2 separate regions of the Homo sapiens genome follow, and region 2 is linked to region 1. Evidence: chromatin loops called from intact Hi-C (ENCODE). Cell type or tissue: IMR-90. All regions are shown on one strand. Each heading gives the region's core, and the rest is flanking DNA. Links, peaks and the distances in the headings are about the cores only. Region 1 has its middle 200 kb from the start of DMRTA1. Region 2 overlaps KLHL9 (kelch like family member 9).

Evidence for each region. A loop is a pair of places that touch in the nucleus more often than their neighbours do. Peaks named below come from ENCODE experiments on the same cell type or tissue, not always from the same donor. Only the 100,000 strongest peaks of a DNase experiment are listed, where the experiment ranks them.
Region 2: a loop joins it to region 1, with 2.7 times the contacts of the local background. A loop is called at or near these places in 4 of 110 quality-filtered maps.

What each region holds. Positions count from the first base shown.
Region 1 is chr9:22,236,731-22,253,841 of GRCh38, forward strand. No RefSeq gene overlaps it. Among named protein-coding and RNA genes, the nearest start is that of DMRTA1, 200 kb to the right of the region's middle. In IMR-90, for the core only: CTCF peaks have their summits at 7,590 (motif pointing left) and 8,129 (motif pointing right); DNase peaks (open chromatin) are centred at 4,121 and 8,151; H3K27me3 peaks cover 289 bases.
Region 2 is chr9:21,315,484-21,332,594 of GRCh38, forward strand. It overlaps KLHL9 (kelch like family member 9), which reads right to left. Exons shown (of 1, transcript NM_018847.4): 1 at 14,182-17,111. The region is part of intron 2 of LOC107987053 (a long non-coding RNA gene); the gene reads left to right. It also overlaps the pseudogene IFNA20P. Among named protein-coding and RNA genes, the nearest start is that of KLHL9, 11 kb to the right of the region's middle. In IMR-90, for the core only: a CTCF peak has its summit at 11,248 (motif pointing right); no DNase peak of the experiment used is centred there.

The DNA.
Region 1 (17,111 bases), core at 3,151-11,150:
CTACTCTTAAACATTTCAGCCTTTCTCTCTTAAAAATTGGTCTCTATGGCAGCAGAATAAGGGGAACCAGCAGTGGCAAGTTAGTCTTGCAGAAGAGAAGGAGTTCAGACTTCAGACTTGACCATTCTTTGTCAAACCTTGAAGCTCTGCCCACTAGCTCTGTGCTAATGGATGCTTTGGGAAGACTTCATTCCATGGGAAATGGAGTTTACTGGAACAGAATATGGATAATCTTCTAAAAGAAAGAAAGAGACAAAAGCAGGGATGATCACAGAGTGTTTCCTGTCTCTATACACTGAGACATATTGGGAATTTCAGTTTCTGAAGATCCAAGAAATAATAAAAGGCCTAATTTCCCATCTTAATTTCAGGTTCAGTTTTTTCCTAATTCCCAGGTCTCTCAGGCTCTCAGGCATGCACAGGGCCTCGTTCAAGTTATGTCAGAAGAAATCGCTATTCACTTCAAAGAAAGTTCAAACTTCTCTAAGCATTAGTTTTTCTGATCGTAGATATAAATAATTGTCTACACCTTTTACAGCTGTTTAGAGTTTTAGAACTAATGCTTATAGATCCTCTTAGCACAGGTTCAGTGATATTCTAAGTGCTCCCTTAATGTTAGTTTTTACCTTGGAAGGGAAAGTTGGATAGGTGGTTACTTGTTTGTATGTATGGTTTACTTCTATGTCCAGGCTTCCATGTATACATTCAGAAAATACTTCCTTGATTCTTTTTCGCTATTTGTTTTTTACACAAAAACGAAGAGGCACGCTGTTATATGATTATTACTATGGGTTTAGTTAACACACTTTGAATTAGATGTTGTGGACCCCACATTTCTTTTTTTTTAGTGACTTGCACTCAGAGAGTTTGGTTAGAAAGTCACTTTGGTCTTGAGGGAGATAAACAACACATCCCCAAAGGGCAACCTGGAGTTGCCCTTTGATGTGATAGTTGCCCTTTGATGTGATAGTTAACCACATCAGTTAGTGAAGTGAGTGAGGGGAGGGGTAGTTTGATGAGCTAGCTCCCGCAAGGAGACAAGGTATCCCCCCACATTAACCTCATGCTTTGTGTCCCAAATCAGGACAACTTTGACTCATTTCAGTCTTTATTCCTAGGCAGAAGCAAGTCTTAGTCCATGCCAGTTTATCCCTTGATCTGAAAATAGTCTCTGGCTGTCAGACACAACTATGTCTGAAATTAAGATTAAGCCCTATGAGTCTTCAGTGAACAAAATGGAAATAAATGCTGAAAATCCCCCTACCTATCTTGAAAGCATACCCTGGAGTGAGAGGTTGTTTTCTCAATTAAAATTTATCTTTTCAGGTGTTTTGTAGAAGTCTAAAGACTCAGTCAGTGGGCATGAGTCATCTGGCTGTGGTAAGATTAGAAATTCCTAACACATGATATAGGAGGCCAGTGCTCCAGGAGGCAGAGAAAATGAAGGAAAACAGCTTTCTACAGCTCTTACCCCCACAACCCCCATCTCTCTGTAACTTAATTTTTCTTCTCAAGTTTCGAACAAGTACAGATAGAACAACTTGTTTTCTAATCTTTTTCTCTTTTTCTCATTCCTCTTCTTTCTTTATTCTTCTTTTCCCCCCTCTTTTTGTTTCCTTTTCCTGACTCTTGAAAACCATGGCAAGTGCTTATTATTTCAGTTGAATATGTTAAAAATTGTTATCAAGAAGTTGATTTTTTGTGTATAAAAATGGTGAACTAAGATACTGTTAAAAGAGTGGAATAAATGAAGAGGAGAGACAGAAGAACCAAAGATGGGAAAAGGACTGGAAAAGAAAAAGAGACTAAAAGGAAGGTAAGGGGCGAGGAGGAAATGGGCCTCTGAGCCTGTAGAGACCAATGGGGACTACGGAAGTCTGAGTTTATTTAAAAGACTAACTGGGGAACATACTTTGCTAAGTTGTGCTTTTTCACTAGCTAATATCATAACTAAAAAACCAAAGGTATTGCAGCTTCTATTTCAGGAAATCGCAATCCAACTATTCAATTTTTTTTTCAGCTGTTTTGATGTTAAAAGATAGGCCAGAGCACAGGTTTTGTGCATTTGAAATTGCTAAGTAGCTGGCCCCACGGGTTATTCACTCACAGTGCTCTTCAGGTGACTGGTCAGTGTTGGTGAGGATAATGTTTCCATTGCTCCTTCAGTCTCTTTGGCCTGCTTTCCTGAAGGAGAGTAATACAAATCCTAATTAAAATGAAAATGAGAAGTTACTAAAATGCCCTTTCCTTTACAGAACTCTATTTCATTTACAGAGGTCGGATGTTCGTGTTTAACTACCAAATCCCTCTATCTCACTTAGAGCTCAGGAGTCAAATAATCTAGACAAATAAGTCAATGTAGTTCCTAAAAGTGCCGAAGTACTTTTCTGCCATAATTTTTTTTTTTTTTTTTTTTTTACTTTGAGGACATCTAGCGGCGGTTTAGTGGCTGTGTTCTTCAAAGGCAAACTGGAAGAAACTTCAGGACATAGTAGCAATGGCAGAACCTATTTTTCTGAACACCTTCACACTTACAGTGATTTATCTTAAGCCTGAAGACAAAACTGCTGTGGTCCTGGAGGATAAACAGGCTCATTCCAGAATCTGCAGCTAAATCCTCACTTCCTTCTTTCACTGTTATCAGACAAAATTCCCTTGGCCTAATTGTTTTATGGGTAGTTTTTAATGAGCTCGTTGTTTATTGACACAAATAGATCTCCTTTTAAAGACTACAGAATGGCCACAATCATGTCATTTCATCAACTAATTAACAGATATTGATAGCCTGCTTTGGGTGGATATTTTGAGGGTCATACTAAGATAAGACAAAGGTTTACGTGAAAGGGAACTTTTGACCTCTTTATTCTGTTTGGGCTTGAATTTTATTGGGTAGCATCTTCATCGGTGGAAAGAGGGCAGGTCTTTTTCAAATGCTGGTGGTGAAAGACTTCAGTTCTGTCCTCAGAGACGAGGGCCTAATAATCTGAGTTTTCCTTTCCTCATTTGTAAATGAAGGTGATTATACTTAGTTCATAAGGTGGTTGTGATGATGATATGAAACCTGAAGACAACTCACATAGTGTCTAGTATCTGGAAGACACTAAAAAATTTTTAAAACCCCTTGTCTACTCCCCTCACTTCACCCCATGCCTTCGACATGGCCCTTGCTGTAGTGGTCTTCTGGGCAAAAGTGTTCACTGCCTCACCCAGAGCCCTGCAAATGCCACTCTGATCCATCTTCATCTGAGTCTTTGGAGCAAACCACATCTCACAGCTTTGTAATTCTGATCTACTGACTTGCCCTGGATCTTTCATACAAACCTGTTCTATAAGATCAAGGTAAATCACACAAAATAACTTGTTAGGCAGAGTTTCTGATAGTTATGATAAGCAGCATCAAAACTGGCTATTTTAGCAGTAAATTCCCTGATAATCATGGGTTCAAGAAGTGACATGTTCAGCTTGTTGACATGGGAGCTGTTGATATCTATATTTTTCATTTAATGTAAATTTAGACAAGGTGATTTCTAAGATCCTCACTGCATGTAACAAAGTTCAAACATTTTAATTCAGTCTCAAAGAGCCACTCTAGTCTACTCACTTCTTTAGATTTATCTTAGGTCACTGTTGCCTTGCTCATTATATTCCTACCCATTCATTTAAAAAACTCTTTTTGAACTCACTGAGCTCTTTGCTACCTTTTGACACTAGACATAAGTTTTCTTCTTTTTGGACTCCATGTTTTATTCTTCATCTGGCTAATTCCTTCCTATTCATCCTTTGGCATCAGCATAAATATTGCTTTATCAGAGAGATTATTTCTGACCCTAATCTAAATTTGGTCTCTTCCTTTATTCTCTCTCCTTATACTCCTCCTTCCTATTATAATTTCTAAACATGTGTTTGTGATTTTATTTGTTCATTTATTGTCTGTGTCCTCACTAGAAATGTATACTCAATGAGAATAGGGACATATCTGCATTATTTCCAATGTCTAGCAAGGTGCCTGGTTCATGCAGGGCATTCAGTATCAAATGGCTGAAACTCAACCCTTCTAATAAAAAAGTCAATGGCCCTATGACTCATTTCTACACTTTAACACACTCCACATTTCCCTTGACAAAACTTTTGTTTTGCTTAGTAGCCCTCTGGGGAATCCCCTTGCCTCAGATTATTTTTGGTTACTGACGGTTTCAATTCAGCAAATCTTGATTTATAAGAAAGATTTCTTAAAATAATCTTCATTTTTCTCCATTCAAAAAATTATTTTTCTTCTTAAACAGGCAATTCAGTGTAGGTTTTTAACATATCTTTTGTGCAAACTTATAATAGTTCAAATCCCATTGGTACAAATTCCCTCACAACAGATATCTTTGCACAATGAAAAGATTTTTTCAAGCCCTCAGTTTGTGGGCTGAGAACGACTAAAAAGTTGAAGTCTGTTCTCTAGATTCTTGTCAGTGAATAATGTGCAGTTCCATAGACCTTATTCTTGACATGTGACTAAGCCTTACCTACTAGTGAACTATTAAGGAAGGTATTAAGGAGTGCTAAAATGTGGTATTCGTAAGCACCAGAGTATTAATCAAGCTTCATGAGGATTTGAATTTCTCCTTCTTTTACCGTATTAGGCTGGCACAATGTCTTGGCAATTGTAAAACTCCCAGGTAATTGAAATTTCCAGGACTACCTATTTGATAATCATTATAGCATGGTTTTAAAATTGGTTTTGTATATGTGATTAATATTGCTTTTTCAAAATTGGAATTGCTGTTCATTTAGCTTGATTCTTTTCAATTTAACTGGTGAATTGTTTGGTTAACCTTTCCCAGATCCTTCCAGTCAGAAGTAATTTCTCTTATTTCTGAACTCTTATAGTTCTTTGTAATACCATTTTAGTAGCCTTTATCAAAACCTGTCTTTCAGATATTTGGCTATGTCATTCAGCTCCCATTTTTGGACCTCTTCTGCTTTCTGGATTGTCTTTCTCCATTAAAAAAACAATCTAGTTAATTCCTAACTGCTTTACTCTGCAAACCTCTAATTCTCACTTATCCTTTAAGGTTTAGCTTAGGCAACCCACTGGTTGCCTAAGTCTCTCCCACTTCCTCATCCTCATCTTCATTGCACACTTATATTACTCTGTGTATGACTCTGTTGTAACACTTACCATGCTAAACTGTCAATTTATTTCTCCCCACCAGACCATGCTTCTCAAAGTAGCCCACATTTTATTAGCACTCAGTATCATTGCCTTAACACAATACATGTTTAATAAAATTAATATGTTTTATTTCCTCAAGTAGACATGAAGGTCCTTAAGTTTAGAGATTATGTTTTATTCAGTCTTATATTTCATTGTCTACTATAATGTCTTGTATAGTACATGCTTTCAAAACTTTTGTGTAACTCTAAGGGAAAACCCCTACACTCTCCTCTTGTCTCTAAGAAAATGGGGCTATAAATATATCTCTAACTCAAGTTGGTGGGCATCTGCAGATTGCATTTCTATTTAAGAAACTCTAGGTATAGAAGTATCAGTGAGCCCATTTGCCAGGTATCTTCAGAGAATGTTTCTTTTGTAAATTTTAAATCAAAATAGTGACTTGGGCTGTCTCAACAGAAGTGAGAAATGAGAAAATGCAGGTGGTGCACTAGATGAATCTAATTAGATTTAGAATGAGAAACTAGTTTTGAAAGCCCCTGTAGTCATTGCCTGTCTAGTATTTCTTCTATTGTGTGTAGTAGTATCCACAAAACAAAGATATCTTGATGTGTGTTTGGTTGATGTAAGAAAGTATCCTCACATATTGCAAAAAGGAGATTTTGAGCTGATTACATTATAATAACTTTTGTAAATCTTGTTATGTTTTCACATAATCCTTATTATTTATTTCCATGTTTCTTTGTTATTTTTATAGCCCACCTTTGGTGGGATCTGAAATGCTCTTACAATATAAACATACATGTCTATTGAAAAAAGCAATATCCAGAGATTCTTAGGGTCAAACACTAAATTCTTAGTGTAAAAATAATCATTCTCTTGAGTTTTGACCCATTCTATTTTTTCAAAATCTGAGACTTTACTCTCACTTAGTCTGCCTTCTTCAGTCCTTATAGAAAAACCAATTATGGATGTCTATGGGTAGTGAAGATAAGGCTGCAGAAATGAAGTAAGGTGTTCTCAAGGGAAATTGAGACTTTATGAGAAATTTAGAGAAATTTTACACAGGAACAATTTGAACTAACAATTTTTTAAAAGTCAAATATTTCTGGGAGAATTAGGTGTCAAGGTAGGTGTGTGTGTGTGTGTGTGCGTGCATGTACATATGAGTGTGGTTTGGCTGCATTAGAACTCTTCTTTATTTTAATGCCAATTTGCTCAAACGCAAACACACATACATACATGTGCATGTATAGTTTTTATTACCTAGCTGAATTTAGCCAGTTTGAAAGAACGGCTATTTAGGCTGGAGGTCTGGGCGGCAGATGGGAAGGATAATGAGGAAGGCAAGCCTGACTGGGTGGTCCATCATTCTGAGGGCCTTTGAGGATGGAAGGTTCATGAAAAACAGTAAGTGTAGTAGTTAAAAAGTATTAGAAATACACTGCTGCACTTACCAGCTGTGTGACTTTGGGTAAGTTGTTTAATCTCCCTGGGCCTCAATTTCAGTTTTCTCATTTGTAAGATGTAAATAATAATAGGCCTCTCTCATAGGGTTGTTGTGTTAATTAAAGGAGATTGATACATATAAAATGCTTAGGACATAAGCACTCAATATATATTAGCTTCTGTCCTCCTCTTCTTTCTCTTCTTCCTTTTTCTCTTCTTTTTCTCCCCTTCTTTTGGTTCTTTCTTTGTTTCCTGGTAGAAGGAATACAAGACTGTATCAGAAGATGCAAGAAACATCAGAAAGTAAACTCTGGCAGATACAAGAGATAATTCCTCTGGAACTGTGGTCTTTTGTCATACTTCTGTGTCTGCCCTGTCAATCACCCTCTGTCCTGGCAAAGAGGAGGCTGCGAGAACCATAGAGTTCTCCACTCTGAGACTCTTGGCCTCAAGTAACCACTGAGTCCTTGGTCACTTTAAGGTATACAGAGAAGTTCTGGCAGAAATTTTTCTCATACTAGGGCTGAAAGATGAAAGTGATTACCTCTGAGGCAGCTGGTTCTCTAGACTTCCCCACCGTAAATAAACTTCTGGTTGTAAGCATTAGTGAGCTTGCTCCACTATAGAACATGTATATGGAGAGAGAAGGGTGTCAGTTCCCATTTGTCCACAAATTGAGAATTTATGCATCTTTGGTGACTGCCTCCCATTTCAGTCCACAGCATTTAAACTCCAGCGAAAATAGATGCAACCGGTGATGTTGAGCTCACAATGTGCCAGGCACTGTTCTAAGTGCATTCTGTGTATTAATTTCGTTTATCCTTACAACTACCAAATGTGAGAGATACTATTATTATCCCAGTTTAACAAATGTGAAAACCAAATCACAGAGAAGTGAAATAGCAGAGTCAGGACTAGGCCCATCTGACTTCAGAACGTACCTCTGAACTATTGCCATCTCTCAGCGCCCCCTGCCGTATTCAGCTCTTCGAAGGCTCTCATTCTGTGCTTAAAAGCTATCACAAGATTGTTTATTCTGCAAGCTATGCTTTTTCTCTTTAATCTTCACTTGGACACCTATTATTACTAAAAATCATTTCAGTCAATAAGCACCTAATATATTCCATTTTATTTGATTCCTTATTTCTCTTCCCCACAATAATGTTATGTTTTATTTCCTGTCCTTAGTCCATTGTACATTGCCTGGTACAAAGGAGGTGCTCAGTAAGGTCTATGGAATGAAATAAAAAAATTATATATTGGGTTGAATATACAATTTATTCATTTTTGAATTCATTTTTTCAGAATACGATTGTATAGACAGGTCCAACTATAGAAGGTTGCCATAAACTTTGAAGTTTACAATAAATTTAAATGCGTTCACAGCTTCTAGTTAGGCAGAAGAGGCTAATAATTCTACAGGTGGTAGCTTGCTTTTCTAAGGAAAAGAAGAAACCAGCAGTACAATTATGCTGATTTCTGCCATTTAATGGTGTGTTTTTTGATTGTTTGACACTAGGTGGAGCCAAGAAGCCTTGCAGGGAAACTCCAAAGAAGCAGGAACTACTGTTACCAACCCTCTGATCGTACTCAAAATAATTTGAAGTTGTTTTTTTTTTTTTTTTTTTTAAAGATTGCAAACTGGTGCATTATTCGCATCAATTATTTAATTACATTCATTCTCCAGTGAATTATTTGCTCTACTGGTTACCTTATTATTTTTGAAGTGGAAAAGTTTTATACTTTATTTCTTTCAGTTTCCCAACACTTAGAAACAATTTTAAATATTTAAGTGAAATCTCTATTTGGTAGTTGAGACTCAAAACCCCAAATCTTTCTTCACCCTCCCACCCTCACCCTCCTTTCTTTTAAGTGCAATGTGGTTGCAGACGCCGAAGGTCTGGCATTCTGTGAAAAAAGGTCCTGGACTAGCAGTGAGGAAGTTTTCTTTTTCTTCTCTTTCCTTTTTCTTTTTTTGTTTTAAAAATAATTTTTGTACATTAAAACAGTGAATATCAGCAACTGCAATTGGTTCAACATAACCAATTTTACACTTACCAAGTTCACATGAAAGTCAAAAGCAGAATCATAACCATAATAGTTTTGACTCTGCTTTTGACTTTCCTTATGACTTTGGTAGGTCACCTGTCTTCTTGGGGTCTCATTTTCTTCATCCATTAAATGGAAGGAACAGGCACCAACTTGAAAGACACATTTTCATTTGAATTTTTCATAATTTTGGCCCCTGAATTATTCTGATCTGTGTCATTGACTGGTTCTTTATGCTTTTGTCCAGCATGTGTTTTTGAATTCTATAGATTTTGGCTAATTATGGACTATTACTAGATGTTCATTAATTACAGACTACTGGAGACCTGAAATGTGTCCTCTACATAGGCTCAAGTTCATTGTTAATTTCCTGACATAATTTCTTACAGGATGCCGAGTTACTGTTAATTGTATTTAGTTCAATTAAAGGAAAACAATAATAGAAATTCATGTTTTATTACAGTGTTACCTTAGGTTTTTCCCTTTATAATTAGCTTAGTGAGGTAGCTCTATTTCTGTAAAGTAGTGTTGATTTCTTTCCAGAGGGGTATTTTACTCTAGTACCATGTAATAGTTAAGTTGAACCAAACCTTAACTGGGAAAGTTAAACTAAATCTTAATCTTCATTTTATCCTTCACCCTGGGTGGGATGTCAGAATAAATCAGTTTTAATAACTTTTCCAAACATCAGTGTTCATAGCAATTAATAGATGGTTCTGTACCATTTTCATATGGTACTATATTTAGTTGGTAAAAACCAGATGATGATTTTCCAATGGCTAAACTGTAGGTATTTTAAAATAAGAGTATTATCATTTGCTAGACCAATAATTTCCCCAATAAATTCAGTAGCATACAAATCCTAAAAAAACTCCCTAAGGAAATTATTTTATGATTAAATAGCTTAGGTAACATCGCATATTATATATGGGGGTTCACAATGAATAGCATAGTAAAGGCTATGAGAAGGCCTGCAGTTATGTTTCTTTTTTAACTTTCACCTGGTATTCTCAAATTTTTATGACCTTTTCTCTATAATACTGTGCAGAGCTTGATATCCATGAGCCATATCTGATACATATTTTCTCTTATTCTTAAAATTTTTTCAAGGCAGTCATTTATATTAAATTACTATATTAGCTAGCATCAATATTTTACCTCTGGAACAAAAAAAGAGCATTCAAAATTTAATACCTCTTTGATTTTCTTTACTTAGTAGTAAATAAAAGTGAAATTGTAGTTGGAAATTGTACTTTGAAATTGGAGTTTCTTCCATTTTGAAGGAGATTTTCCTGCCCATAGTCCTTTACTAACAGTGGATCAGGTAGATGTGTTTTTTAGTCTAAACATGATGGAGGAAGGTGCACAATTTTGGACCAAAACCATGATATAATTTCCCCATATTTCTCATTTCCCTGATGCTAAAACTGTTCTCTTTATATCAATTGAAATGGGTCTTATTACTAGCTAAGATCTCTTGAATTCAAATACTGACTTTCTGCTGTGCACCTTTTTGCAAGCTTACTAACCAATCTATGCCTCGTTTTCCTCATCTGTAAAATGGATATATTAGTATCTATGTTAAGAGGTTGTTGTGAGGACCAGGTAAGTGAACACTCATAATGCACTTGGAGCACTGATTGGAAAGCCTTTCATCATGTCAGCTGTTATGGTTAATGCTTATGGTGCTATGCCTAGGTGGCAACGGAGAATGTCACGCATTAGCCTTTCCCCAACGCCCTCATCAATAGAATGTAAAATTTTTAAAGAAATAGATAAAACTTGAGCTCTGTTTTGCCAAGGCAAGAATTTCCAGATCATATTGTGTTATTTGATCAAAATTCTATTTTGCCTTCCATCTATATCCTTAACATTAGTCAATTAGTTATCCATTTGTTGATCTCATATATTAACTGAGTGCATGTTGTTTTATAGGCACTGGGCTAATTTTGTAGTAATGATATTGGACAAGTTAGATATGGCTCCTCTCCTTGTAGACCTCAGAGTTATAGAGGGACTCGCAAAGAGCGTACTGGGTACTGTGAGAGAGGAATTCATGAGAGTAGACAGAGTTAGCCACCTCCAAATAGGGAATTATGGAATTTTCATGGAGAAAAATAACATTAAGGTCGAAGTCTTTTTTCTTTTTAATGCCTTCATTTCTTCATATTTACTTACTTATTTTCAACTTCTATTTTAGATTCAAGGGCTACATGTGCAGGTTTGTCACCTGGGTATGTGGTGTGACATTTGGGGTACAAATTATCCCATTACCCAGGTATTGAACAATATTTACCCCTCTCCCTCTGTTCCCCCTCTAGTAGTCTCCAATGTCTGTTGTTGCCATCTTTATGTCTGAGTACCCAATGTTTAGTTCCCACTTATAAGTGAGAATATGTGGTATTTGGGTTTTTGTTACTGTGTTAATTTGCTTAGGATAATGGCCCCAGCTGTATTCATGTTGCTGCAAAGGACATGATTTAATTTTTTTTTATGGTTGCATAGTATACCATGATGTGTATGTACCACATTTGCTTTATCCAATCTGCCATTGATGGACACCTAGGTTAATTCCATGTCTTTTTTTTTTTTTTTTTTTTTTTACTGTGAATAGTGCTGTGATGAACATGCAAGTGCGTAGGTCTTTTGGCAAAATAACTTGTTTTCTTTTGAGTATATACACAGCAATGGGATTGCTGGATTGAATGGTAATTCTAAGTTCTTTGAGTAATCTCCAAACTGTTTTCCATAGTGGCTGAGCTAATTTATATTGCCACCAACAGTGTATAAGCATTCCCTTTTCTCCAGCCTCTGTTGTTTTCTGACTTTCTAATAATAGTCATTCTGAGTGGTGTGTGATGGTATCTCATTGTGGTTTTGATTTTTCATTTCTCTGATGATTACTGATGTGGAGCACTTTTTCATGCTTGTTTGGCCACTTGTATGTCTTCTTTTGGGAAGTGTCTGTTCATATCCTTTGCCCATTTTTAATGGAGTTATTTGCTTTTTGCTTGTTGAATTGCTTAGATTTTTTATAGATTGTGGCTATCAGACCTTTTTTTGGATGCACAGCAAATATTTTCTACCATTCTGTAGGTTGTCTGCTTACTCTGTTGATAGTTTCTTTTGCAGTGCAGAAGATCTTTCATTTAATTAGGTCCCAACTGTCGATTTTTTTTGCATTTGTTTTTGAGGATTTAGTCATAAATTACTTTCCAAAGTAGATGTCCAGAATGGTGTTTTCTAGGTTTTCTTCTAGGATGATTACAGTTTGATATCTTACATTTAAATCTTTAATCCATCTTGAGTTAATTTTTGCATATGCAGAAGGTAGGGATCCAGTTTCATTCTTCTTCACATGGCTCACCAGCTATCTCAGCACCATCTATTGAATAGAGAGTCTTTTCTTTATTGCTTATTTTTGTCAACTTTGTCAGCGATTAGATGGTTGTAGGTATGTGGCTTTATTTCCAGGTCCTCTATTCTGTTCCATTGGTCTACATGTCTGTTTTTGTACTAGTACCTTGCTACTTTGTTTATTGTAACCCAATAGTATAGTTAAGTTGGGTAATGTAATGCCTCTGGCTTTGTTCTTTTTGCTTAGGATTGCTTTGACTATTCAGGCTCTTTTTTGGTTCCATATGAATTCTGGCATTTTTTCCCCCAATTCTGTGAAAAAATGATGTTGGTAGTTTAATAGGAAAAGCATTAAATTTGTAGATTGCTTTGGGCAATATGACCATTTTTATGATATTGGTTCCTCCAATCCATGAGCATGAAATGTTTTTCCATTTGTTTGTGTCATCTATTATTTCTTTTAGCAGTGTTTTATGGCTCTCCTTAGTTAGATGTATTCCTAAGTATTTTATCATTTTTTGACTATTGTAAATGGGATTATATTCTTGATTTGGCTCTCAGCTTGAAGATTATTGGTGTATAGAATGCTACTGATTTTTGTACACACTGAGTTTGTTTCCTGGAACCTTAAAATTGCTTATCAGTTTTAACAGCCTTTTGGCAGAGTATTAGGGTTTTCTGAGAATAGAATCACATCATCAACAAAGGGAGATAGTTTGACTTTTTTCTTTTCCTATTTGAATGCCTTTTATTTATTTCTCTTGCATGATTGCACTGGCTAGCATTTTCAGTACTATGTTGAATAGGAATGGTGACACTGGGCATTCTTGTCTTGTTCCAGTTCTCAAGGAGGATGCTTCCAGCTTTTGCTCATTCAGTGTGATGTTGGCTGTTGGTTTGTCATAGATGGCTCTCATTATTTTTGAGGTAGGTTCCTTCAGTGCCTAACTTCTTGAGAGTTATTATAATGAATGTATGTTGAATTTTATGTAAGCTTTTTCCAAGTTCATTGAGATGATCTTTGTGTGTGTGTATGTTAACTTCTGTTAATTTGGTGAATCTCATTTATTGATATGCACATGTTGAAACAACCTTGCATTCTGGGAATGAAGCCTACTTGATCATCGTGGATTAACTTTCTGATATATTGTTGAATTTGGTTTGCTATGATTTTGTTGAGGATTCTTGTGTCTATTTTTCTCAGGGGTATTGGCCTGTAGTTTTCTTTTTTAGCTGTGTCCTTGCCAGGTTTTGGTATCAGAGTGATACTGGTTTCATAGCATGACTTACGGAGAAGTCCTTTCTCTTTAATTTTTTGGGATAGTTCCAGTAGAATTGGTACTAGCTTTTCTTTGTACATCTGGTAGAATTTGGCTATAAAGTCATCTGCTTTGGGGCTTTCTGTGGTTGGTAGGTTTTATTACTAATTCAATATCAAAACTTGATATTAGTCTATTCAGTGTTTCAACTGTTTCCCGATTAAATCTTGGAAGGTTTTGTGCTTCCAGGAGTTTATCCATTTCCTGTAAATTTTCTAGTATGTATCCTCATAGTCCCTGTATTAGTTCATTCTCACATTGCTATAAATACCTAAAACTATGTAATTTATTTAAAAAAGGAGGTTTAATTGGCTCATGGTTCCACAGGCTGAAAAGGAAGCATGATGCTGGCATCTGCTTGGTTTCTGGGGAAACCTCAGGAAACCTTTACTCATAGTGGAAGGCACACGGAGATCCAGCACTTCACATGGCCAGAACAGGAGAAAGAGAAAGAGGGGAAGGTGCCACAAAGTTTTAAATAACCAGATCTCATGTAAACTCACTCAATCCCTTTCATGAGAACAGGACCAGGAGATAGGGCTAATATTTCATGGGAACTCCACCCCCATGATCCAATCACCTCCCAGCAGGCTCCACCTCCAACACTAGGGATTATAATTCGACATAAGATTTGAATGGGGACACAGATCCAAACTGTATCATTCTGCCCCTGGCACCTCCCAAATCTAATGTTCTTCTCACGTTGCAAAATACAATCATGCCTTTCTAACAGTCCTCCAAAGTCTTAAGTCATTCCAGCATTAACCCAAAAGTCCAAAGTTCCAAGTCTAATCTGAGACAAGGCAAGTCCCTTCTACCTATAAGACTGTAAAATCAAAGAACAAGGTATTTCTCCAAGATACAATGGGGCTACATGCATTGGGTAAATAATCCTGTTCCAAAAGGGAGAAATTGGCCAAAAGAAAGGGTCTCTAGGCACCGTGCAAGTCTAAAACCCAGCAGGGCATTCATTAAATTTTAAACCTTCAAAATAATCTTCTTTGAATCCATGTCTCACATCCAGGACATATTGGTGCAAGGGGTAGGCTCTCAAAGCCTACTCAGGTCCATCACTGTGGCTTTGCAGGGTTCAGTCCTCACAGCTGCTCTCATGGGCTGGTGTTGAGTGCCTGTGGCTCTTCCAGATTGGGGATACAAGCTGCCAGTGGATCTACCATTTGTGAGTCTGGAGGACAATGGCTCTCTTCTCATAGCTCCACTAGGCAGTGCCCCAGTGGAGATTCTCTGCGAGGGCTTCAACACAGATTTCTTCTCCTCATTGCCCCAGTAGAGGCTCTCTATGAGGGATCCAACCCTGCAGCAGGCTTCTGTCTGGAACTCCAGGCTTTTCCATACATCCTCTGAAATCTAGGCAGTGGCTTCTAAGCCTCAACTCTTGCATTCTGTGTACCTGCAGGTTTAACACCACATGGAAACCACCAAGGCTTATGTCTTGCACCCTCTGGAGCAGCGATCTGAGCTGTACGTGGGCCCCTTTGAGCCATCGCTGGAGCTGAAGTGGCTGGGATGCAGGGCTCAGTGTCCGAAGGCTGTGCAGGGCAGCATGGCTCTGGGCTTGGCCCACAAAACCATTTTTCCCTTTGGGGCCTCTGCAACTGTAGTAGGAGGGGCTACTGTTAAAGTCTCTGAAATGCCTTCTGGGCCCTTTCTTCATTGTCTTGACTATTAGTACTTGGCTCATTTTTACTTATGCAACTTTCTTCAGCCTGCTTGAATTTCTCCCCTGAAAATGGGCTCTTCTTTTCTATCACATGGCTGGGCTACAAATTTTCCAAATTTTATGCTCTGCTTCCCTTTTAAATATAAGTTCCAGTTTTATGACACTTCTTTACTCATGCATATAAGCATAGGCTGTTAGAAGCAGCCAGGTCACATTTTGAAAGCTTTTCTCCTTAGAAATTTATTCTGCCATATTCCATGAATCATCATCTGTCAAAGTTCCACATATCCCTAGATCAGGGGCACAATACAGCCAATCTCTTTGCTACTACATAACAAAAGTGACCTTTGCTCCAGTTCCCAATAAGTGCCTCATCTCCCTCTGAGAGATCCTCAGCCTGGACTTCATTGTCCATATCACCATCAGCATTTTGGTCACAACAATTTAATAAGTCTCTAGTAAGTTTCAAACTTTCTCTCATCTTCCTGTCTTCTTCTGAGCCCTCCACAGTCTTCCAACCTTTGCCAGTTACTCAATTCCAAAGGTGCATCCACATTTTCAGGTATCTTTATGGCAATGCCCCACTACTTGGTACTAATTTTCTGTATTAGTCCATTCTTGCCTTGCTATAAATAAATGCCTGAAAGTGGGTAATTTATAAAGAAAAGAGGTTTAATTGGTTCATAGTTCTTCAGGCTTTACAGGAAGCATGATGCGGGCATCTTCTCAGCTTCTGGGGAGACCTCTGGAAACCTTTACTCATGGTGGAAGGTGAAGGGGGAGCCAGCACTTCAAATGGCTGGAGCAGGAGAAAGAGAGAGATGGGGGAGGTGCCACACACTTTTAAATAACCAGATCTTACAATAACTCACTCACTATCATGAGAACAGCACCAGGAAATGATACCAAAGTATTCATTAGAACTTTGACCCCATGATCAAATCACCTCCCACCAGGCCCACCTTCAAACTTGAAGATCATAATTCAACACGAGTTTTGTATTGGGACAGATATATAAGCCATATCAATCACTGAGGATCTTTTGTATTTCTGTGAGATTGGTAGTAATATCACTTTTGTTGTTTTTGATTATGCTTATTTGGATCTTCTTTCTTTTTTTGTGATATAAAATTGTTTATTAGGAGCATGACAATTTATATTACCTGGAAAGTAGGAATGGATTTTTAATACAGTTTAAATTAATGCATCAGGAGTAGCTGAAGGCACAAATTAAAAATCACTTGCTTTTTTATACTTAAAATATAGAAAAAGAAGAAAAACTTTAATTTTAAAAAGTACTCTGATAATCCATAGACTTCATGTTGTACTTTTTAAAAGAAAATCTGATTAAAAAAACATATTTACCCTTGTTGAACATCCACAATAATAATGTTTGAAAAAAAACTTACCTCTTAAGGCTATTAGACACAGGGAAAGCATTGTGAATATACAAATATTTTAGTTCCAAAACTAAACTCTGCCACGTGTATACCTATGTAACAATACTGCACATTCTGCACATGTACCCCAGAACTTAAAGTATAATAATAATAAAAGATCCCAAGGAGTAAAGCAGGTGAATTGGTTTAAATGCCTGAATCTTGATGACTCTTTTATCCATTTTACATAGCATCCAAAACATGTCAGTGTTGTGAATTCCTTTGCTAATCTTTTTTTGAATTTCCCAGTGAAAAACATACCAAAGAAACAAAATTCAATTTACAACTAGCTGCAGAGAGCCATGGATGTGACCAGTTATGTTAAAATTCCTGCCCACTTCCACTGCGTGCACAGGCCATCCAGCTGCCCCTCGTCGCACCCAATTGTCCCAGTGATGGTGTTTCCGTGGCTATCACTACCACTTCTCTGCCCCTGCAGCCTGTTAGACAAACACCCTTTGCTGTTTCTGACTAAGAGTGCTTGCAGATCCACATAATTATCCTTGTCGCTCCAAATCCCAAGGATTTGACCACTAGCTAAAATGGCCATTTACCTGTTTTCATAAATCTTTTTTCTAGTTTTATTATTTATAATGGTTTTTTGTATTGTTACAGCCGCCACCCCTTCCTCCACAATGCACATCCTTTTCCTG
Region 2 (17,111 bases), core at 6,293-14,292, 920 kb before region 1:
TTTTTTGTGAGCTTAAGAATATACAGAAAGCACCCAGCAATTTTTATTCTACTGATGGTACAACCATATCAGGCCTGTCTTATCTCCTTCAGGACCTCACTAATTCCACAAGAGACCTTCTTCTGTCCAGCCTGTTGTTTTTATTCCAAATGATGACAACACTGTTTCTCACCTCCAGCCCAGACCGACATTCATCTTGTGTACTGATAGAGTCCAGAGAAGAATCTCTTTTCTGTCTTTCCATCCAATAGTTGAATTTTGAGCGCTGAAAAGACCTTTTATATGACCAAGATGAGAGAATATTATGCACTTCCTGCACAGAAGTGAAAGGTTTTGAAGAGCTTCTTACCAAGGAGAATTTGGCTTTACCTCTACACTCAGCCCAGCTGCCTACTGTGGTTGATTTTACTTAATTTCTAACCCCATACAATTACAAATCATAAAATAAAACTGTAGCAATGAAATAAATATATCACTAAAATCAGCATTAATTGATAAAATGATAAAAGCATTATTATTTTGTCAGAAATGAAGGATGTACTTTTCTTGTTTTTTGGACCCTCATCCTCAGAAAGTGTCCAAATTCTAACTTTAACTGTGCCAACTGAGTGCAGAATGCACCCACTGGAAAAAAAGCTAAAGGAGAATTGACCGACCAACGTCCTCTTTCCAAATAACTAAGTTAAATAAATAAACTAGTACATTTTGGCAAAGATCTTCGCTGTCATTAGAAACTGTGATTTTTCAAAACAAACATTACCTTATATCAGTCCTGCTGGGATGTCTCTGACCCAGTTACTGTTAATTCTACTCAAATAACTGCTGTATCCTTTTTGTTTAATTGTTGTTTCATTTGTTTTATCTTTAAATCAGGCTGCATTATGACCCGAATTATGACATGCCTCGGATTGCATTGGCCCTATGCCTAACTTTCCCTGCACTCTGATGACTTGCTGGGTCCTAGGGAGGAAACAGAAGTTTGCAACGGACACTGGAGTAACCCTTGTCCCTTCCAATACTCTCAGGCTGCTGTGGTATCAGTGTTATCCATGGTGGGGACACTGACGTTGGCCATGTCTCCATGGGAACACTCTGTGGTTTCAGCATCCACTTTAATCTTCTCTCTGATCAGAATAATCTTAAGTAGTTGATTCAGTGCTCCCATTTGTATTGCTCCATCTCCTGAGGACCTGCCGCTCTTCCAGTCAATGTGTTAAGTATCTCTCTCTTCCTTCCAAGTTCTAAAGCTGCTGCTTGCCTTTTCTTCTTCATGTTTCATAATGTGGGCTCTGCTTTTTTCAACAAATGAGAGTCCTGAGCCTAGTGTAGTCTCTTCCTAGAGGAATCAGAACATAGAAGCACCTGAACAGGGGCACAGATGAACTTCTGCATTCTTTACCAACACGTTGGGTATAATCACGTGGGAAAGATTCTCTCTATTGACTATGTTTTTGTGCCTAGCAGTATTTAACTTCAAGTACTTAACCTTTGCAGTACTGAACTTGCCAGGCAGGGAGAGTCCAGGCATGACCATATTCATTTTGGATCCTTGATCTCACAAAACCTAGCTGTCTCCAGGTGGCACTGTGCCACGACTTCCTGTATCTCCTCCAAGGGATTCAGGGCAGAAACAAGGTTTTATGTGTCCTTCTCCAGGGGCACTGCACAGGCAGGGAACTGTGTGAGGCAGGTTATGACAATGCCCCTTGCTGCCAGCTCAGCCACCACTTCACCTCAGTTCTCCAATACTTTAGAATATATAAAAAATTAACTTCTGAATATGATCAGGGTATAGCCACAGAGATTTTTCAGGGTAAGATGATAATATGCGTACAATTTTTGCCCACTGAAATGACAAGCAACAAAAAGGAAAATCACATTAAAGAAATAAGCAGTATAGAAAATAACCAAGAATTAAAGGAGACTTAATATTTGAAAGTCGTTAAACAATCATACAAACAGAGAAAGGAAGAGAGAGAACCAGGTATATTAAACTTTTTAATATTTTCCCCTGCTCCTAAACTGAGTACCCCACATTCAGTGGTAAAAGAAAGAGACAAGAGACATATTGTGAAATATAACTGAATTTCCCAGTTTCTCTCCTCTCCCATTTCCCAGTTTCTCTCCTCTCCCATTTGAAAAGTGCAATCTGAAGGTTGGGTCTGTAACCTGAGCAAAGAATAAGAAATTCCTCCTAAATTGAAGCCTCTTCCTACTATCTAAGTAATTCTCACACACACTCCTGATTAACTTCTTCAATTACACTATTTGCAGATCACTTTAATACTTCCCAAATTCTACACAAATAGATACCTTCTCTTGATATCATTTGGCAAGAATTGTATCCTCTGATTCCTTTACAAATGTCTTTGCTCTCTTTTACTACTGAGTAAAAAGCACAAGGGATGCAAGTTGACTCATCATTGAAAATAACAGAAAATGTTTTAATTATAAAGTTGGGACATGACCTAAGGAGTGAATGTGTAAAATTAGCAACTTACTGTTAAGAAAGAGCTAATGTACCTTAACCAGGAGATTTTTCTTGATTTCCCTTGTAGTTCTACACCTACATTGGCAGGTTGTACTGATTCCCAGTCTAGCACAAAACATAGAGGGAGGGACAAGTCAAGAGGCTGGAGGCAAGGGACACGTTCTGACCCTTTCTCTCTCCACATAGCTGCCCATTGTTCAAAGAACATGTGCTTCCTGAATCTGGGAGTGTTTTCTCTCTCTGTGATACAAAAGCTAAGAAAATGGGCTTCTTCCAATATTAGGGTTAATTCTTTCCGAGAAAGATGGCCTTTTACAAATGAACGAAAATCTCCTTCAAGGGAACAGAATTCTTTTTCTTATTTTTTATTTTTTTATTTTTATTTTCTTATTATCATACTTTAAGTTTTAGGGTACATGTGCACAACGTGCAGGTTTGTTACATATTCTTTACAGAACAGAAAAGCCTGCCCTCCATAGACTTGGTGCACGTCTTTGCCAGTAGGTGGCTCTCATCCTCTGTAAATATTTCAACGGCCTCCAGAGTAAAATGGATCTTGCATTCTATTTCCTTTTTCCACAGGGATGGTTACATTATTGTAATGGGGATATTCCTTCTTTTCCAAAACTATTCACCAGGAGGGAAGTAAAAAAAAAAAAAAAAAAAAAAACAGGCCAGTGATTTGGATGTTTCTGAAACACCTAGAACTCTCACTCAACTTTTGCTTTCAGCTGATGGCTTTGTACTCTTATGGGAAAATTGACAGCCAGAAATTACAATGGAACAGGAAGCAGCTGTATGAATGGCAGTGCAGGTTAATGGTGAGTGAATGAGGAGAGCACCCTGGGATTTCTACGCTGGGGAGGGAGGAAACTAATGTCATACAGAAATGAAAGAATGGGATCCTCCAGTAAGTAGGGGGGAAGGGAGAGTGTGGCAGCCATCAGAATCAGCAAAGTATTGTGATTTTTCCATGGCTGAAAATCAAGGTAGTCCCATTTCCAATCCCCCTCCCTCCAGAAATATATATATGTATATATATGCTTGTATATACTTAAATTTTATGTAACATAAAATAAGTTTATATACTTATATTAATATACATTACATTTTTAGATTATGTATTTTGTAATTAATATGTGTAAATATAATTATGTATACTTAAGTATATACAGCTTTAAGTATTATATACTTTTACAATCTCATATAATTTAATATATGCTTATTATATTATACTTAACATATTAAAATATATTAAATTTGTATATTATTAAATATATAAGTATACATAATTTAAGCATATGTATTTAAATATACATAAAGAATATATAGGCCTGGCGTGGTGGCTCAGGTCTATAATGCCAGTACTTTGGAAGGCCAAGGCAGGAAGATTGCTTGAGGCCAGGATTTACCAGCCTGGTCAACAGAAGGAGACACCATCTCTACCAAAAAATAAAAAATTAGCCAGGTGTGGTAGTGCACACCTATAGTCTCAGCTATTTGGGAGGCCAAGGTGGGAGGATCACTTGGGCCCAGGAGTTCGAGGATGTAGTGAGGTATGACAGCAGCACTGCAGTCCAGCCTGAACAAAAGAGTGAGACTTTTGTCAAAAAAAAAAGAATATATATTTATATATCTTATATATGTTTTTGTACATTTAAAAATCCATATGTAAATATAATGTGTAAAAATATGTATACATTTATATATTTTAATATATATACTTCAATATATACTTTATATAGAATAACATATATACGATATGTTATATATACACATATACAATATAGCATATAACATATATTGTATGTTATTAAATACATTACAATATTTACTTATTTATTTGTATTTAAATATGTATATATAAATATGTAAGTGTATATTCTGTATATATCTATAGGTAACTTTATATAATACTATATTCAGTTAGTTTCAAATCACCTTTTTTTTTTTAGGGTTGAGTTAGAGAGTTGTAAAGGCTAGGAAAATGGTTTACAAAATATGTTTTACTTGGGCCTAAAAATAATCATCAATGGTGATTTGAAACTAACTGAATCTGAGTAAAGGGATTATTTTATTTATTTATACTATTCACAGAGCAGCCATTTTCTATCGCAACTTGCTGAGACACTGGTTCCCTGGAACAAGCTTCATGGGGGCTGTACAATTTTTCCTCTGTGCAAGGCACTACTCTGACAATGGGAACCTGGGCTCTGCTCCTTCACAGTTTTACAGACAGTCCCCTTTCCTAGAGTTTCAATTTGAGGGACATCAACGTGTTAGACCTCAGGAATGTCAGGGGAGCTGCAATCAAAGCTTCTCTTGTCTGGATTTGGTTAAATGTGGACTATACAGGATTATGTTATTTATTACATTGAAATTAAAGGTAACTATCATTTACCATGTTCAGATTCTCAGCCAGTAATTTGCAAACTTTATTTTATTTCATCTTTGCAGTTTCCTATGTGACAACTATTAAAATTGTCTCAATTTTGCAGAAGAGGAAAGGAAAATCTGATGTTGTTTAAGCTCCCAGGAGCCACAGATGTTGTCACAAAGTGGCAGTTTCTACTGCCTCCCAATTTCCCTCTTCATTAGCTTTCAGTTCTTCCTCTTGGCTGCACTGAGCATGCTAGTGTTTAATTAATCACAATCATGTCTTAAATGCCATTCTTTGAATCCATGGAGGGTAGTCATCATCCTGTATTACTTATCTGTTAATCTAAATTGCCAAGCCTATTGTCTGTCACATATATGCAGTAAAGACATTTTTAGTGACAGAACAAAGACAACTGGATGACTTAACCCTGGGTTTTCGAGTTTTATGCCACCGTTATCTACAGATTATAAGCTGTGGCTCTTGTAAAGAAAGGTGGAAGAAATCAAACCTAGTGTATTAGCCACTTAAAAGAGAAATGCAGAGAGGTGAGGAAACATGTATTTCAGTGCAGTTTAAGAAGTAAAAATGTCCAAGATCAAACCTCTAAGTATACTTATTAGAATTTTAAAAGAGACATAGATTGAGACTCAGATAGGTTGTTATTTCAACATTGAGCCTCATTTGGATGGGTATTTCCTATTAGATTGAGAGTTTTGCCATTTTCTGAGTGTGTTTAATTTCCATTGTCATAATACAAAAGAAGTGTTGAGGTCATGACATTATCTGAGACCCATAAATAGAAGAGAAAGTGAACAAAGTAGAAATAAAGTTGAGATAAGTACAAAAACTGAAAACCCTAATCTGGTTATGTAAGAATCTCACAACAAGAAAGTGCTGAGACAGGTGGGTAAAGACTCAAATGGCCTAGCCAGCTGTATCCCACCAATGACCCGGCCAACCTCTTCCCTAGTGACACTGAGGATGATATTCTGCAGTTCTCTCTGCAGCTTTAGCTGTGGCCTAGCCCAGAGCCATGGGCTGCCATAAATAGGTGACCTTCAAAGTTCTGCACCAAATTGGGAGAATCTTTCTTTTCTTCCTGTCTGAAGAACAAGAATGTTTTTTAAGTTTCCCCTAGAGCAGCCGCATGGCACCAAATTCCAAAAGGCTCAGGCCACCAATGTTCTTCATGAGATGATCCAGCAGATCTCCAACGTTTTCAGCACAAAGAACTGAAATTCCTCACTGGGCTTGATCAGTAGCTAGAATTTCTGGAGACCTGTTTGGGTATAGGAAATCAAAGAGACCTTGAGTAGGAGGACTCCAGCCTGGCTGTGAAGGAGTATTCACAAGCAATCAGTCTCTATGTGAGAAAGAAAGAACACATCTGTTGTGCCTGGGACATTGTCAGACTGCAGATTAAGAAAGGAAAATCAATAAATGCTTTCTCTGTGTTAATAGGCTCATCGGAAATCCCAGGAGGTTGGAAAGGAAACTTAGATTTAGACCCAGTATCAGTCAATTGGGTCTCATCTACTAATTATGTGGCTTCGAGCTTGTAAATATTCATTCAATTCAAAGACTTTCCTTTCTGCTTCATTTATCGATATATTGAGTCATTTTTGTAAGACTGTGTTTCAATAATAAGAAATTGTACTTTTTTGTTTGTTTGTCTTTGACAGAGTCTCACTCTGTCACCCAGGCTGGAGTGCAGTGGCAGAATCTCTGTTCACTGCAAACTCCGCCTCCCGGGTTCAAGCGATTCTCATGCCTCAGCCTCCCAAGTAGCTGGGATTACAGGCATGCACCACCATGCCCAGCTAATTTTTGTATTTTCAGTAGAGATGGATTTTTGCCATGTTGGCCAGGCTGGTCTCGAACTCCTGACCTCAAGTTATCCACTCACCTTAGCTTCCCAAATGCTGGGGTTGCAGGCATGAGTCACTGCACCTGGCAAAATTGTACTTTTGAATAGGGAGAAATTACATTTTTAGCTTGTAATAATTAAAATTTATCCAATGATAATTGCTATATTTTCAAAATTTATTGTTTATAAATATGGTCAGCTTTGCCTTCTGGTTTCTATTGTTTGGTGAGGATGGAGCGGGTACTTAAATCTTTACAGTAAAAGTCAGGTCTTACTCAAACCCTCAAAGAGATACAAAGTGCCCTTAAACCTTTAATCTGCTTTCAAATCCAAAAGGAACATTAAGTCTATTTATTCATAAATCGTTTTAAATATCTCTGCTCCAGGCAATTTACTTGTCACTGTGAAAATATTGGTAAGTTAAATAAAGACTTTATTTTCTTCAGTGGAGCACTCTTCCTGAGAAGACAGCTCTAAACAATAAGTAGGTAGGTAGGAATCCTAGGGCCATGAAGGAGATGAACAATTCACATAGATTATACCAGCTGAAGTGAATTCAGTTTTACTTATGTTTCTTAGATAAGTCATATCTGATGACCGTTGATTCAGTTTCAGCAGTTGCATGAACTAGAAACTAAAGTGAAATACGGAATCATCCACCTTGAAACTTCAAATAAGTAGCAAATACCTTTTATTTGCTGGCTCTGTGGATGGTGCTAGTTACAATGAAAGAAAGTAGACACATTCTCTGCTTTCAGGGAATGACAGAGCTTCCAGTCTGGTGGGATGTGGGCAAGTGAGCATTTAATTAAAGTAATGCTAATGACTGTGACAGGGAAAGTATCAGATTCTGGAAGCGTGTAGCACTTGTTTCCGTCAGGGAAAGCATCCAGGAGAAGTAACTGCTAAGCTGGCATCTCAAGGATCTGTGGGAGTTAACCAAGTAAATGTGTGATGCTCAAAGGGTCAGAAACAGGGAACAGCAGATGTGAATGCGTAGCGGCCAGAGGGCGCATGCAGGAGCAAACAGTGAAGAAGGTTTAGAACTATGTAGAAGTAGAAGGGAGGGAGGGAGAAAGCAGAAGTTAGAATAGGAAGCAGGTGTTGTATTGTAAAAGGCATTGCAAGCAATTATGGGATTATGAGTCACAGAAATGATCATTAGAAATATTGAGATGTTTTAAGCAGTGAATTGATGTCACCAAATACATATTAGAAAAGCTCTTACAGCTGCCCTTTGAAAACTAGGTTGGGATTTGCTTGCACATACTGGTTAGAAAGGTGGGAAGTGGACCCATTAGGACATAGTTATTGTACCCAACGAGATAGGTAATAGGTTTGGAAGGTATTTATTACGTTGTAGTAAAGAGTAAAGCTGAATGTAAGACTGATGACTAAACAGAGGTGTTAAGATGTGGTGCCTGCTGAATTTTTGGGATGCCATAGAAACAAGCTCTAGACTAAGCCTCCAGATAAAAATATCAAAAATTAAACCAGAGAACTGTCCAGATATAAAAACCCACTGTTGATGATGCTGCTCTAGTAAGAACTAGAAGGAACTTCCATTCTCTAATGCCATTTCTTTTCCTAAAACCTGAACTTCCCACTATAGAAAGCCACCAACTCAGCCAATAAATACAGAAACACCACGTAGAGCCTATATCTTCTTGTGGACACATTAGGATCAAAAGCTCATGCAGGTGCTCCAGATCGGCAAGTCTTTCTTTGTTCCCATGTCCTATCTACAAGGGAGGCTTGAAATTTACATTATGTTGCCTGCATTGGTGATCTGGTTTTCCATTGATGCATAATTAATCAAAAACTCAGTGGTTTAAAACAACACACATTTATTACCTAAAAGTTTTTGTGAATCAATAATTCAAGAGCAGCTTCGGTGGGCTTAGAATCGCTCATGAGTTGCAGTCAAGATGCCAGCTGGGGCTGCAGTTGTCTGAAGGTTCTGTTTGGGCTGGCGGATCTGTTTCTAACATGGGTCACTCACACGGCCACTGACAGGAAGTCTTAGCTCTTCATCACAGTCACATGGGCATCTCCATGGAGCTATGTGGTATGTGCTCACAACATGGCAGCTGGCTTGTACTAGAGGAAGTGATAGAAGAGAGATAAACATGGAGGAAGTACACAATTTTTTATGACCTAGTCTATAATTTAAACACCATTGTTTCATTGTATTCATTAGATGGGAATCACTAAATCCAACACATAGTCAAAAGGAGGAAAGAAACGAGCATGAGAAAATTTGTGAATATATTTTAAAACAACCACAACTAGAATTCATAATGTGAGTATCCCTTAATGTAGAAAGGGTGTTTTACAGATGATAAGTAGGCATGGTTATGACAGATGATGAAACTACAGATATCAAAAGGAAAGTGACTTTGGATTTGGGGGCTGAGTTTCAATGGATCTCCTTGATCTCCTATAGGCATTCCCAAATGGTAGCCATGAACCTCTTGCAAGTGGCTAGACTATCTACTAAGTAAGTGGTAAGGGTGAATGGGAAGTGTAGATATTGCAGCCCAAGAAGTGAACAAAGTAGACATACCAATGGAATCCATAACTTATTCCCCTTGCAGGATAAAGTATAGCTAGTCCAGGGCATGGGAGAGATTATTAATGGAGAGCCAGCCTTGAAAATTAAAAATTGTTTTTCTGGCTGGGGGCGGTGGCTCACGCCTGTAATCCCAGCACTTTTGGGAGGCCCAGGCAGGCGGATCATCTGAGGTCAGGAGTTCGAGACCAGCCTGGCTAACATGGTGAAACTCCGTCTCTACTAAAAATACAAAAATTAGCCAGGGGTGGTGGCAGGCGCCTGTAATGCCAGTTACTCCGGAGGCTGAGGCAGGAGAATCGCTTGAACTGGGGAGGCGGAGATTGCAGTGAGCCAGGATCACACCACTACACTCCAGCCTGGGTGACAAGAGTGAAACTCTATCTCAAAAAACAAACAATAACAACAACAACAAAAAACAAAATCAAAACAAAAACTCTTTTTCCTTAATCTTTGAGTTAATTGATGTCTTCAAGTATGTGTATATACATATATGAAAGGTTTTGTGAAATCTGTGATTTTCTTATCTGGAGAAAGATGGAGAGAGTAATAAAAAATTGAAGTAAACACTGCTTAGTATGAAGAAATAAACATTACACTGACTCACATTAGGTTTTTATACTGAGTATGTTTTGGTTCATGATTTGACATGAATTAGAAATAAGTTTTAATGGATCACTAATTCCTGGCTGGAAGAATGTTTTGACTTCTAAGTGATAAAGTATACTCCCTAAGTAAGATAAAGCTGTTTGAATCAGTAGAAGTTAGACCTGCCTCCCATCCCCACCACATACAAACATGTACTCTGTTGACTGGCACTTGGGTGAAATGAGGCAAAAAATGATAAACTTCCATTATAAGAGATTGTAAGGCTGTATTGTAATAGTCTTTTGGAAGATGGACCAGTAAAGAGCTAGACATACTCTTTGGACTTACAATTGGAGAAGGGGCTCTAGACAACGAAACTTCTGAAGTTTGGGTTACTTAGTTGCTGTCAACAGCTTTATACACATCTTGTTCTAAGATTGCACGAAATCTAATCTTGCTCCTTCAGTTCTATGTAGAAAAGATATGTGCACTCTTGATATCCTTCAGGAGGCACTATTAAGAGATCACTTGTTGTTATACACATCCATCTTGAGGGAAAAAATGCTTGGTGTAAGAGAATATTTTGTTCTGAGACAATAACATGGAGAATGAGGAAATGGGTAGTTGATGCCATTCTTACTGTTCACATAGTCAAGAAATAGACTTTCTTTGAGCCCATGGGTGGCACTAAGAAAAATCTGGATCAGCTGGTCCAAAAGCTGTTTTACATCAAACACATGTATATGCTTATGCATATGTGTGTCTGGCTGGCCGGGTGAAAATTATGTGGCTATAGCAGTCATGATTTGATCCTCATACCCAAATGAGCAAACCAATATAAAAATTTCTTAAATATTATGAGGTTGTCATATTTACTTATAACCAGATATAATGCATATTACGTCCTTTCTGCTGTGGAAAAGATTTACTCTATACATGTCTTTGTGATGAGGCTGTCTGCTAAAAACTAAAAATAAAAATGGTATGGGGAATCCACTCAAAGGAAAAAGCAAGTATTGGGTATGAATGCTTAGAATCCAGATGAAATGTTGCAGATTTTAAAATTAAATGTATATGAATTTATAAATAAAATAAAGGTCATAGCTATTTAAATCTGTATTTTTAAGTAATATAAAAAATAATTCTTCTCTTTGATCTACCGTACCCCAAAAATTACCAAAAGTTTTTAATATTCACTTATGTAATTTATATAAGCTGCCAACTTTGAACTTTCACATGTGCTATAAAAATTTCTGGGTTTTGTTATTACTGTTGTTTTGATAAAGGAGATATATTTTCTGTAATCTAGCTAAACAAAGACTTTTAATTTTAACCAGTAGATGGCAGAATAACATTAGCCCCTGGAAAGCAGTTGCTCTGAGACTGTTACAGAGGAACGACCTATTCTGTGTACTAGTGCATTTGGCTCAGGTACACAATTCAACAGTTATGTGTTCAGTCATCCTTAATGAATATCTAAGTCTTTTATTCTAATCATCATCCAGCCATTCAAATATATGCTCAACAATTGAATACTAGAGGATGCAGATAAAGTATCAAAATTAAGGTGGGAAGAATCTTTAAAAATCCATTTAAAAGTATTTTAATGGAAGGTCTAATGTGGTCCTATTAGGAAGCAAATAATAGTATCATGCTGAGATGACTATTTCTGGCCTATTTTCTGTCACTTATTAATTCTAGAAATATACTTACTGTCCAAAAGGTATGAAACTTGAAAGATCATTTTACTACTTTTGCCAAATTGCATTCTAAACTGTAAACCAATTGACAATGCACTCAGCAATATGTAAGAGTCCTTTCTAACCCAACAGTTGAAAACAATTAAAAAACAGACTCTTTTTCAGTATTTGACATGAGAAAAATTAAATTATCATCTCAATAAATTTGACTAAATAAATGAAGAAATGGGTAGTTAATGACACACTGATCACACAGCGAAGAAATAGCCTTTCTTTCAGCCCATGGATGGTACTAAGAAAAATTTGGATCAGCTGGTACAGAAATCATTTGTAATGAAGATACACAACCCTAATTTTTTAAGACTCCTAATTAATGAGGAACTTCGTGAACAAGATCAAGGATATTTCCTTGTAACAAAGGAATCCTAAAACTAGAATTACCCCTATTAAAATTACGCATAAGACACAATTCCTCGGTCACTACTATAATTTTGCTGGAAGTATGAACCATGCTTTAATGTTTCACATTAAACTAATAATATGAAATTGGCTTTTATAATATGCAGATAATGGTTAGTTAAGGTGAAAATATGAGAATTGACCCAAAAAACTGAAGAATCAATGAGAGTCGGTAGACAGAAAACCATTATGCTAAAACCACATATTTCCTACTTCTACCAAGAGTTCAGAATATAACATAACGAAATCCCATTCAAAGCAGAAATACACAAACACACACACACACACACGTATATATCAAAGACAACTTAACTTGAAAAAAGATCATTGGAAGTGAAGAAAAATACTCTAAATTGATTGACTATAAGATTTTATGATTTTTTTTAAAGCATAAAAATTCAGCAAGGAAATGAAGATATTCAAAAAGTGGTTATGGAAAAATTAGGTAATTTGAAAAATACATTAGATTTTATGCCAAAAGTTTGGTAGAAAGTTGTATCAATAATAACAACATAAAATACTGGGATAATTATGCCACCTAATGATAAAAAAATTATTCAAGAAAGCATTAAAATGACAAAAAAACTAATTGTGCTACGTTACAAAGGAAAAACACTTGATTTCTTTGCTCACAGAACACAAGTGGGCAAATACTTGCTGTAAATAGAGAATAAAGATTAATCTTAATATAGCCAGTTGCAGTGGCTCACACCTGTAATTCTAGCCCTTTGGGAGGCTGAAATAGGAGGATCACTGGAGACCAGGAGTTCAAGAACAGCCTGGTCAACATAGCGAGACCCCATCTCAAAAAAAAATGAATGATTAATCTCAATATAAAAAGGTAAGTTTATTAATTTTAAGGAAAATCTCATTCTCATTTTAACTAGAAAGAAAAGCTACTTGAACAGGAGACAAGCAGTAAATGCCACCCTAACATGTCAAGAACTAGTAATCACAAAGCTATAGAGCTATAGTATCAAGAACAAGTAATACCACATCAGTACTATATAACAACCACCACCACCACCACACACACACACACCCCAAATTAAAAAAAACAAAAATATCACCGAAAGGTCAACATACAAAAAAGACGAACATACTTGATCATATTAAATTGAATAAAAAAGTAGAGTATAAAAAAGTATTTATAGCAAATAGGACAATTAAAGCAAAAGACAGGAGCAAATGATTTATGAAAAATACACATGCTCAATAAACAAGAAATTATAACTAGTAATTAAAGATATGTAAATCCAAACAGTGAAATAACTAGAACTGCAAAGATTTCCTTTGAAATAGTTACTGAACACAGTTCTGCTAAAAATGCATATGGTATAATCCTGGAAATATTTTTTAAGACCCTAAAAAAGCTAACACTACATGATTCCGATTTTACTTAGCATTTATCATAGGGTAGTAGCTATGGGCAAAGTTTTATGTAAGAATATTACATCTTGCTTTATTATGGTGAAAATTTATGGTAGACATTTAAATATCTACACATAAGGAAATGGAATAATTTGGCATGTTCATGGAATGAAATATTGTATAGACGCTGAACACTTTCAAAGAACAATAGCCTGAAAATCATTAAGCTGAAGCAAAAGTCAAAAATTATAAAATCCCAACTTTGTTAGTAACAACTATCATTCACTGCTTTTGTGCATATCTTATGCTAATCGCTTTATATTATTTCCTTACAAATCTGATATAAATAGAATTATTAATGATCACACCCAACCTGATAGATGTATGACAAAGCTGAAGTTTTAGAGAGTTAAACTTACCCCACAATCTTTCGGCAGTTGTTTATAATCGGTTGAGCTGGGGATGGCACATTTATGTAGTTTTAAAATGTCCTGTAGGAGCTTACTGCCTTTATAGTGAGAACAAAATAATTTTGATTACAAAAATCTGAACATGAGTGAAATGTGTTTGCTTTGCAGGCCAACTACATAAATATTACTGTAAGCAAGTGGGAAAGAAATTTAAGTCTGGATTTATCTGAATAAAAATGGAATCTGTTTTTCTAAATACATGTGCATTTGATAATTAGAAAAAAACACCTTATGATTTTTTAATATATACAGCTTTTTAAAAAATAAGAGAAAGTCATGATAATAGGAGTCTTTGGAAGGTGGATTTATTTTCATTATCCAGCTTTTAGCCTAAGGTCTGGCATACTTGAAAAATATTTGACAAATGCCTGCACATATGTACGTATATATATATATATAATATACTATTAATAGAAATTATCTTCAACATGTGGAATCACTGATAAATTAGTTTGCTTTTATTTTCCTGTACGTTCTATAATAGACATATCAAAAAAGCTAACAAATGTTAATTTTTGAATACTTTCCGAAAAACTAAAACAAGAAATGTTAACATAATGCTTTATGTGCTTTTAGTTTTTATCCTCTAAATATTTTTCCAGTCTGAACTTTCTTTAAAAAATTACCAGCTTATGAAAATAAATCTCTTTCCATTTAATCATTTCAACCACCTAAAATTTCTCTCTATAAGAAACTCCAGGTTTAATGAGCAGTACAGATTGAATATCCCTTATCTGAAATGCTTGGGACCAGAAGTGTTTTGGATTTTGGAATATTTGCATGTACATGACGTATCCTGGGGGAGGGACCCAAGTCTAAACAATATTACTTAAAACTTCGGTTATATTTCACGTTTCAGACACGTAGTCTGAAGGTAATTATAATAGTCTTAATAATGTTGTGCATGAAACAAGTCTTCACTGTGTTTTGAGTGTAACCTGTCACATGAGCTCTGGTGTGGAATTTTCTACTTGTGGCATCCTGTTGGCCCTCAAAAAGTTTTAAATTTTGGAGCAATTTGGATTTTTGGATTAGGGCTGCTCAACCTGTATTAGCATAGCATTAGTCAGCTACCTGTATGATTACCAAGAGAACTGTCAACTGCAGAATACGGGAAAGTAAAAAAATGAGAGGCAGGGTGGGTGAAGCTGGAGGTGGGGGATGTAGATAGAGCAGTTTACCTAGTAAAGCAATACTTATTTCAATAGGAAGCACCAGGTTCAGACATAAGATGTAATAAAAAGTACTTTTTTTCAATAAAAGGAAAAGCCTGTACAAAATAGAGGCAGGGCAGTATCACCTTGATATGTCAGAATAAGCACTGAAATACTACATAAAAAATAAACCATATCAAAATTATCCCCTAACCCCATCTCTACTAAAAATACAAAATTAGCCGGGCTTGGTGGTACATGCCTGTAATCCCAGCTAATCGGGAGGCTGAGGTGGGAGAATCGCCTGAACATGAGAGGCAGAGGTTTCAGTGAGCACACATCGTGCCATTGCACTCCAGACTGCACAACAGTGAGACCCTGTCTCAAAAAAAAAAAAAGACAAATTTGATCTCAAAAATTAACTGAACAGCGTTGCCTTTGTAAAACTACAACAGATTGAGGGAAGAAATAAATGCAAGCAAATGCAAGTTAAATTACATTTATTATATAAAGAGATCCTATAACTTGATACGAAAAACAAAGCAACTCCAACAGATAACAGAAGGGCAAAAGGACAGGAACATCTGATCAAAGAAACACAGCTACCGATAGCACACAAATATTCAACCTCATTAATAATCAAAGGATTAGGATGCACTTCTTGCTTATTCAATAAAGTTAATAATTTCTAATTTTTCTACTTTTCAAATGTACTCAAATGTGCTATTTTTAGTAATAAAAAACTGAGTAATTAAAAAAACATAGAAAGTATGAAAATTTCTGCCAATGCAGAAATCATAAACAGCATTAAAATGAATCAACACTTGTATGGGCAGTAAGGTTCAGACCCCTAGAAGCCAATTCATTTTGCCTTGGTTCCTGAGTTTTATTATGGGATTGTCAATAAGGAGAAAGTTGTTCCTGATTTACATGCTGACAATCTTCCAGGTATAGGGGGTTGTGTGTGTGTATTACACACACACACAATGTATATATAAATTTTTTTTCTTCAGGTAGACAATTATTCCAGGAAAGTACCTCTTCAGAATCACTCATTACAGAGAATTCCTGTAACTCCATTTGCTGATAAAAGTCCCATTAAAAATTACCATGTGGTTCTCAACCAATAGGGATACCTTTGGCATTGAAGAGGCTGAGGGTTGATTTTAGTACTGCTTGTAAGACCATAGTGTTCCAGAGGCTCTGTAGCTGGCTTCTTTGGGAATCTGAAGTTGGTCCTGTCTTTGAGACATGGCCAAAAGCACATTTTTCCTCACTTGATGCAGAAGAAAATGTTATCTCCTGCTTGCTCAGATCATAGCCTCGAGGCAGATCACACAGCTCAGGATGCACATGGACTGGAACAGCACCAGGGCAAGCACCCCAAATCACAAAATAATCATGTTAGGATGACTAAGTTGGGAGGCTGAACTTAAAACCCTATAGCTTTGTTCAGAATATTTTTTTCTTTGCTTTTTTCATTAAGTTTTACTGACCAAAAAGGTGGAAAAAAGAACCTAAATTTTCTGCACAAAAGCAGTTCTCTGAAACCTGAACTTTACCAATCTGTGTAAAAGTACTCTACAGAAAATACACAAGCAGAAAACAGTAATGTAAGCTTCATCTGAAGTAACGGTTTAGTCACATGACAAATTTGGTTGTCGATTTAGTATGCTGTAGCCCTTATCTATCTAAATTCAGTATGACTACATAGACATTTATTCTCTGGTACTGAATTTCCATTTGAATAGAAACGGCTGCTTTGTGGAAGAAAGAAACTTCAATTTAAAAACAATTTCAGCATCGTTGAAGTGCCAATCAGTTTTCAAATTATGTGTGTGTATACATATGTATGTATGTGTGCATGCATGTATGTTTGTATTATGTGTATTTTTTCCTCCTCTCTCCCTCTCTTGCTCGCTCTAGAGAGAGATACCAAATACTGGCTTGGTGCTATACTGTTTTTTCCTAGTTAATATTTTTATTATTTCTGTCTACGTAAGAAACTTCAAATATTCTGAATGCAACCACACAATCGAGTAAGTTGACAGACATGACA